Linked DNA regions of Homo sapiens: region 2 is linked to region 1. A link is a loop called in an ENCODE intact Hi-C map of the cell type or tissue named here. Cell type or tissue: Caco-2. All regions are shown on one strand.

What was found. Peaks named below come from ENCODE experiments on the same cell type or tissue, not always from the same donor. Only the 100,000 strongest peaks of a DNase experiment are listed, where the experiment ranks them.
Region 2: it touches region 1 in a loop (7-fold over the local background); 1 of 110 quality-filtered maps calls a loop at or near these places.

The regions. Positions count from the first base shown.
Region 1 is chr6:146,979,428-146,983,427 of GRCh38, reverse strand. The region is part of intron 6 of STXBP5-AS1 (STXBP5 antisense RNA 1); the gene reads left to right. Among named protein-coding and RNA genes, the nearest start is that of LUADT1, 180 kb to the left of the region's middle. In Caco-2, no CTCF peak of the experiment used is centred here; DNase peaks (open chromatin) are centred at 1,227 and 2,217.
Region 2 is chr6:147,079,864-147,083,863 of GRCh38, reverse strand. The region is part of intron 4 of STXBP5-AS1 (STXBP5 antisense RNA 1); the gene reads left to right. Among named protein-coding and RNA genes, the nearest start is that of LUADT1, 77 kb to the left of the region's middle. In Caco-2, no CTCF peak of the experiment used is centred here; a DNase peak (open chromatin) is centred at 2,463.

The DNA.
Region 1 (4,000 bases):
AAATTCTAAGTTTTCTTTCCATTACTTTTGTGGTTTTAAAATATATCTAAGTCTTCAATCCATTTGAAATTTTTGTATGTGTATAGTGTGGGAAGAAATATAACAATTTTCTTTCAAATAAATGACAATTAGTAAAAGTGATCTTTGTTGTGTGTGTGTTTGTGTGTGTATACACATCTTTGTCAGTTTATGTTATGAGTCTTATTTTGGCTTTGAAAAAGATAATAGGAAGATTTTTATCTTTACATGATCTGGAAATGTTTAAATAACATATGAATATTTTTGAAAGGCTTGCAAAGATTTCTTATAAAAACTGGCAATTTTGGGGAGTAACTTTATTTCATTTGTTATTTTTGGTCTGTTTAGGTTTTCTATATTTTCTGGAATTTCTTTTGATAATTTATATTTTCCTAGAAAACTATCAGTGGTTAGCTACCACTTTGTTTTGTTAAAATATTTTTCTACCCATTTGCAGGCAATTTACTTTCACATATATTTACCCATTCCAATTTCTATTTTCTAATTCATTAATTTCTGGTTCTTCTTTATTCATTCTTTCATTTTGCCTTTCTTAGGGATTTTCTTGTTGCTGTTGTTCTTGAAATGAATACTTTATTCAATACCTTATTGTTCAGTGCTGTAAGTGTTTCGACTACCAATTTTCCTCTCTGTACAGCTTTGACCGTATGTCTTAGTTTTCAAATTTCAATACTTGAAAATTAAGAATTTTCATTTTTATTATTTTGTAATTATTCTTTTGACTTATTTCAATAATACACTTTCTGAGAAGGAGTTTACGTTTTTAAGAGATTGGGTTGTTTTTACTACATTTCAATTCTGCTAGTACTTGCTAGTTTACGGAATTCTAGATGAAAATATAAATTATTTGTACTTTTTGGTATCTATTCATGTTTTCCTTGAGCGTTAATATACAATCACATTTTCTAAATGATCTAATGATCTACAGGTGCTTTATGGTGAATTCCCCATTTTTATGGCAATATATAAAGTATCTAATAACATATATATGTTGTATTTTGCCATCAAATAGATACAAAATGTATTAGTATTTTATATTATTATGTTACTCAGCATAATCTTTCAATTCCCTTTTCCTAAAGCCCCTGTGATGCTGTTAAAGCAGATTCCCGGGTGCCATTCCTAAAGACTCCGATTGGGTGAGTCTAAAATCCAAAGAAAAGCCCTACTACAGTGAGCATGCTCTTTGCTGCGTGGGAGATAGGAGTGGCTGAGGGAAGCCCTGTACATTCAGATCTTTTGTTTGACAATCTGTGTTTATTTATTCAGCTCAGCTGACTCTGTTTAGCAGCAATACAACTAACTACTTCTTTATCTCCTTCCCCTTTTTGATCTCCAGATCATTTCTTAGGGTTAGAAGTATTATGATATATTGGCACTCTGTGCTCTATCTCAATTTTGTTAAAAACTTATTGTTTGGAGTGTATCCATTTCCTAGTTTCATTGAGCATGGAATTTGCTCTCTCATATTATTTTGCTGCTCTGGTGGTTTTAAAGAGAGATCATTTTCAAGAGAAGTTTTTTTTAATGTCTTTTTTCTTTAGTTCTGCTATTTCTTTTATTCATCTCAATCTGTAATCTTATCTCTTATCTATCGCTTTGCAAAGTCTATGTTTCCCTTAATTTTCTCAAGTGCAAAGCATTTTCTGCCTAAAAAAATATTCCAGAGTCAAACTTCTTAATCTGGTTTCAGTGTGCTACATTTATATTCTCATTTTGAAATATTCTTCTTGCATAGTTTCTCCATCTTCTCTTCTTTTCTATTTTATTTCAATAACACAGGCTCATGTAGGTTTGATCTCCCTTCTCCCCAGTGATAGTGTGGTTGTATTCTTGGGATCACTACCTATTTTCCAGGGAATTATTAAGTTCCTTCCTTTAAAGTCCATGTTGGACAATTTAGCTAATTCCATATTTCAGTTATTCAGCAGCCTGAGCATGATAGAAAGTTGAGTACCTTGTCAGTCACAACTGGGTAATTAGGTAAAATTCTGTGAGACATTTCTTGATGTTTGAAAAATGGTAATAGAGTCCAGTTTGAGAAGATAGAGGTAATCCTTTCCTGCCCAGAGATGTACACATCCGTTGTGGAGTCACCTTCTTCAGGGACAACTTGTCACACTAGTTTGACAGTGCTTGGGGGAAATATTTCATGGTTCACGGACTTTCTGTCTCAGAAGGTGAATATGTTTTCTCCACCATGGATCGCTGCCCTTGGTGCTATTGATTGGGAGCTGTGAAAATGTCAGAAATTCAGTCTTTCTCTCATGCCTTATCTTCATCTTCAGACTTTGCCCCTTTAGTACATATTTTGATAGCAATACAATGTACCACAATGCTCTTTGCAGATAAGGCAACTAAGTCATGGAGATGTTAAGTAAATCAATCAGCCCCAAGTTTAGAGATGGAATGTGAACACAGGTGACCTAACAGCCTGGCTCTTTACCACTATGCTATCCCTTCTTTCTACCAATATTTACTGAAGGCCGATGATACAAGGCCCTTAGCTGGTAGGGCATCATAATATGATTTCATGGGAGAGCTTGAGATTTTTAGATCTACAGATAATACATAAGACTTGTTTAAGCAAAGTACCCACTGTCTCTTCAATTTATGAGTCTTTCAATTTATATGCTTGCTGATGTCCCTTTCTGCCAATTCTCTCCTGGAAATGCACACAGACACTATAATAGCTAAAAGGCATTCAGCCTGAGAGAGCAGAAGGAGAATAGAGGTACAAACCATCTGCAAATGCAATAATCAACCTCTGGATAATTGAAAACTGATTAAATCATATTATGATTATTTTTTCTAGGAGATTTGTCCAAGGCTTTCTAATAATAATCCAAAACACGGTAGTTGTTTTGTAACTTTTGTGATAGGCCTACTCTTTCAGGTGTCTGCTAAAGAGATGATTAAGAGGAATTCATTAATTAATCAAACATTCTGTTCAGTTCTTCCTTTTTTTTTTTTTTCATTCTAACTGCAGTTGATATTTTTCGGGGTACAGGAAGTATCATGATTCAATTGGCTGAGGGAAACAAAGAGCATTTTTCGATAACAACTCAGTCAGAGGTCAGTTGCCAGGATTTTATTGTTCATCCCCACACAGTAAGATGATTTCTTTTCTCTTGTCTTTAGCTTGACACCAATATGAGGAAGCCTAAGTTTCCTCTGCTATGTTTGGTGATTGATTTTTGTAGCTGGGGAAGCATCCTTTCACTGCATGAAGACCTGGGTCTACCAAGGCTTCTGCAGGGAACTGCTGGAGCACAAAGTATTCATCTCAAAGTTTGTTTTAGAGAGACTTGGGAAATTTTAAAAGCTTACCGAGGCAGTACAGCAAATGCAGCCTAATATTAATACCATATACTACCAGGAATAGCAAGTCCAGAGCAAGTAACCCTACTTCCCACATCCAGGCTGGCAAAGCTCATTGGTCAGGTTCTCTAAACTATGCTCTGCCCATATCCACCTTTAAATTCTTTCCAATATCCCAGAAGCTAATATACTCCATAAGGCTAAGAACAAATAATCCAAGTTAATATAAAAGCAAGTAAATAAACGAGCACCTATCTGACAGCCTTGCATGGAGCGACAAACCATCTAGGTAGTCCTTACAGTTCTGAAGTTTTCCTCTCACATTCAGCAGAGCTCTCAACCATCCTTCTAGAGTTTGCCATATTGTTTAGCTCTTTCCCTTAACAAACAAATGAGAAAACTTAAATAATAGTTGTAATTATGTAGGTTATTCTACTTCTCAGTAGAAGTGTGATGCAGGGTATTTTGGTCTGTCTTGAACTAGGCTCAGCTCCCTGGTTTTTGTAGAATCACGGACTCATTTCCTTCGTGCCATTTGGATTTTTTTTAGCCTCTGGGTTCTTCTCCTCAACTCTACTCTAAGAGCCAGTAGTATTTATTGAAAGAGTGCTATGTTTCTAGGCATTTTACATCATTACCT
Region 2 (4,000 bases), 100 kb before region 1:
AGATCAAATCTAGAGCAAAGGCAGCAGAGAGGTTTTATCTTAATCATCAAGGTAAATTTTTAAATAGTGGATTCTTGGAGCACTATGTTGAGAACAATTTTGAGATTCAGCAGAAAAGGTTGATAAGCAATATCTGTGTTTACTATCCTTAACTTAAAGTGAATTTTTTGCTATCCTTAACTTAAAGTGAGTTTTTCCAGAACACTCAGCAATTGTCTTTGTTCTTAATTCCCAGGATCTAAGGAAAGTGCAATACAAAAGGGAAATTTCAGCTTCATCTGTGGATGAATTGTAAATTTGTTTTTAAAATAATTGAGCATGGATTTAGGTTTCTAGTTTTTTTCTTTCTTGATATTTTCTGTACTGGAACCATTTGTCCTGCTTCAGCGGTATTTAAGACAGGTGCCACTGTAGCGTCAAGTTAAGAAATATTCCATGGCAGTAAATTCAGTAGTTAAATGCATGAACACAGCGCTTGATTAATGTAATAGCAACTGCGAGTATGCATTAAAGACCAGAATTTGGCCATGTGTGTCTACAATTTTGAGAAAACGACATGGATAAACTATGAAACTCTAAAACTTGTATACAGGAGGATTTGTAATAGAAATGAAATGAGCCCTACACTTAATATTGCCTGAGTCACTCTGCTAATCATTTAGAGACCTGGGAACCATAGAAACATCCTTCTTTGTTCACTCAGTGCTTCTGGCTTCCTTGATGTCCACAGGAACCCAGATCTTGAGAAGAAGAGGACTTTTGCCCTCCATTCTGTCTTCATAAGGAAAAGGGAGAAGTGGAGAGTGAACAAATGGAGACACAGTTTAACGTTTATCTAACTGCGTGCTTCATTTAGAAAGATGCTTGCAATTTGTGTAGAACTACAGGGATTCTCTATTCTTCTCACTTCCAACTGGCAAAAGTGAGAACCTGGGAGAGGCTTTGGAAGAGGAGCCCCAAGCCCTTTATATGAGGCTTCAGATGGTCAACAAATATTCACTCATCACAAATTGGGGGCAAGATATTGGGCTTGGTGCTGGGGACATGGACATGAATTAAACATGGGTCCTGCCTCCAAGGCTCTTAAAATCCAGTACAAGACCTAAGATGTGTTTGCCAATCACTCCAATAGGAGGTGGAAAGCCAAAGTGCCATAGGAGAGGTGAATTGTTTCCAGAGTTCAGAGGGAGGATGACCTTAGTACATATAGGTGCCAGCCAGTCCTTCTGGTTTGCTGGCTGGCTTTTTAAGTCTGTGCATGTGTGATTATGGGGCAACTCCTGATTGGTGTTCTTTGCTTAGCTGCATGAGTAGCCAGAGTATGCATACTCACCTTCCTGGCCTTGTAAGAGAAACTGAACTCATATTTTTAGGTATTTATAAGTATCTTATATGATTTGGCTCTTTATTTAATATGAGCACCGTTGAATTTTTCTTTATGGCAGAACATTTTTTTTTCTAGATGGATTTTCGCTCTTTCACCCAGGCTGGAGAGAAGTGGTGCGATCTTGGCTCACTGCAACCTCCACCCCTCAGGTTCAAGTGATTCTCCTGCTCAGCCTCCCAAGTAGCTGGGGTTATAAGCCTCCGCCACCATGCCCAGCTAATTTTTATATTTTTAGTAGAGATGGGGTTTCACCATGTTGGCCAGGCTGGTTTCAAACACCTGACCTCAGGTGATCTGCTTGCCTCAGCCTCCCAAAGTGCTACAATTACAGGTGTGAGCCACCTCGCCCAGCACAATGCAGAACATTTTCATGATTCGTTGTCTTAGTAAAGTGTCATGTTCATTTTATTTTCAGTAGAGCCAGGAGTTTATGGGCTGCATTGACAATAAATTATCCTCTCTAAGCATAAGTCAAAGGGTAGAAAACAAAGAAAAATATTGTGGTACTGTGGTAAGTGCCTGCTATTTATAGTTAAATACACAGTTTTTAATGTTTCTGAATATGTTATATATCTTATAGATTCAAACTCTACCAATTGGAAGAAGGCAAATCAGAGGAAAATCAATTATTTTGTAGCTTTCTCCAAATAAAAATGTTTCCTTTAGTATGTATAAATTACTAATTAATATCAAACAGTGATCTCTAGGAGAATTTGATAATTACTGTTTTCAATAGAAATCTTGTAACTCATAACTTAAAAATAGTTCTTTAAACCTATAACAATTTATTATTGAATTCAGCCAAAGCCTACTGAAGGAATTCTAGAATTCTTGAGCTTTTGAGAGGATCATACAAGGAAAAAAATTACCTACTGTGTATCTGGGATGAACTAACAGCCATCCTCCTTAAGTTATAGGACACTAAGAGAAGACCAGGATGTGAGGAGTTAATATCCACTCCAACCTCATCTGTTCCTTCATGTTATTCTTTTTCTCCTTGTCCTTCTTTTGGAAGCAATCTCCACCCATAGACTGACAACTTTCATGTAGCTGTCATTTTTGAGGAATGCAGGCAAACCAGTTTTTAGAGATTGCTGAGTATGACTCCTATCCACAATGACCTTTATGCTGTACATTTATGTTGGAAAATAATTAAAATGAACAGAGTCGACAGTGTGCAAATAATGCGGCATAATTTGGTTTGGCTACATTTGACCTTCTTTGTATGCCATGTTTCATTATTTAGCTTCTTTTGCACACAGAATCTAGTCAAGCATTCATGCATGTGCATGGCAAGAAATAGGTTTGCAGGATGTTTGACAGCTCAGGGAAAGTGATAAAGCAATGTTGTCAAACAGCAGCACAAAAGGCCTAAGAAGCACTAAGTGAGTCGTCAATAAGTGGTAACGTCACTATAAATTATCAAATCAAAACATCTTCAATGTGAAAACAATAAAGTCGTGAATTCCTAGAATTCTTAGAACTCAATCACTTAAAATCTTAAGGATTTTAACACTTCAGAGACAAAATGGAAAGTGAGATTCGGATTCTCTTTCTTTTCTTTCTTTTTTTGAGATGGAGTTTCGCTCTTGTCGCCCAGGCTGGAGTGCAATGGTGCGATCTCGGCTCACTGCAACCTCCGCTTTCCAGGTTCAAGCGATTCTCCTGCCTCAGCCTCCTGAGTAGCTGCAATCACAGGTGTGCGCCAAAGTGCCCAGCCAATTTTTGTATTTTTAGTAGAGATGGGGGTTTCACCATGTTGGCCAGGCTGGTCTCGAACTTCTGACCTTAAGTGATCTGCACACCTCGGCCTCCCAGAGTGCTGGGATTCCAAGCGTGAGCCACTGCACCTGGCCTAGATTCTCTTTCTATTGTTAGTAGATCCTGTGACATTGGCCAAGTTATTGAATCTCTTTTTTATTTTCCTACTCTGTAAAATGTCACTGATGATAACTGCTCTACCTACCTTTCAAAGTGGCCATGAGGGTCAAAGGAGAGGGTGTCTGGGGAAGTGCGCTAAAGTGCTGTGCAAATAGTAGTCATTCTATCCAGCCTCCTGCACAGAGAATGAAGGCTCAATAAATGCTTGAGATGTCAATGAGCCAGGTGTGATGGCTCCTGCCTGTAATCCTAGCACTTTGGGAGGCCGAGGTCGAAGGATTGCTTGAGCCTAGGGGTTTGAAACCAGCTGGGCAAAAAGTGAGATCCTGTCTCTACAAAAATAACAATAAGAAAATTAGCCGGGGACTGCTATTCAGGAGGCTAAGATGGGAGGATCCCTTGAACTCAGAAGTTCACAGCTGGAGTTAGCTATGATCCTGTCACTGCACTCCAGCCTGGGTGACAGAGTGAGACCTTGTCACACACAACAAAAGTGAATGGACTGTGACTCTAACACACCTGAAGTTTTTGAAACCATAAAAAATCATGATCTCAATGATCAACATGCTAAATTTGAAAGTGAGTTTAGTATATTTTAGGGAATAAAATGAACAAGAATGGCAAAGGAATCATAACGTAGTTTGGTTTCTCCAAACATCTGTAATTGTAGATCATAGATGAGAATGTCATTCTGACATGCAGACTTTGGATAAAAAGCATCATTTTGACTTA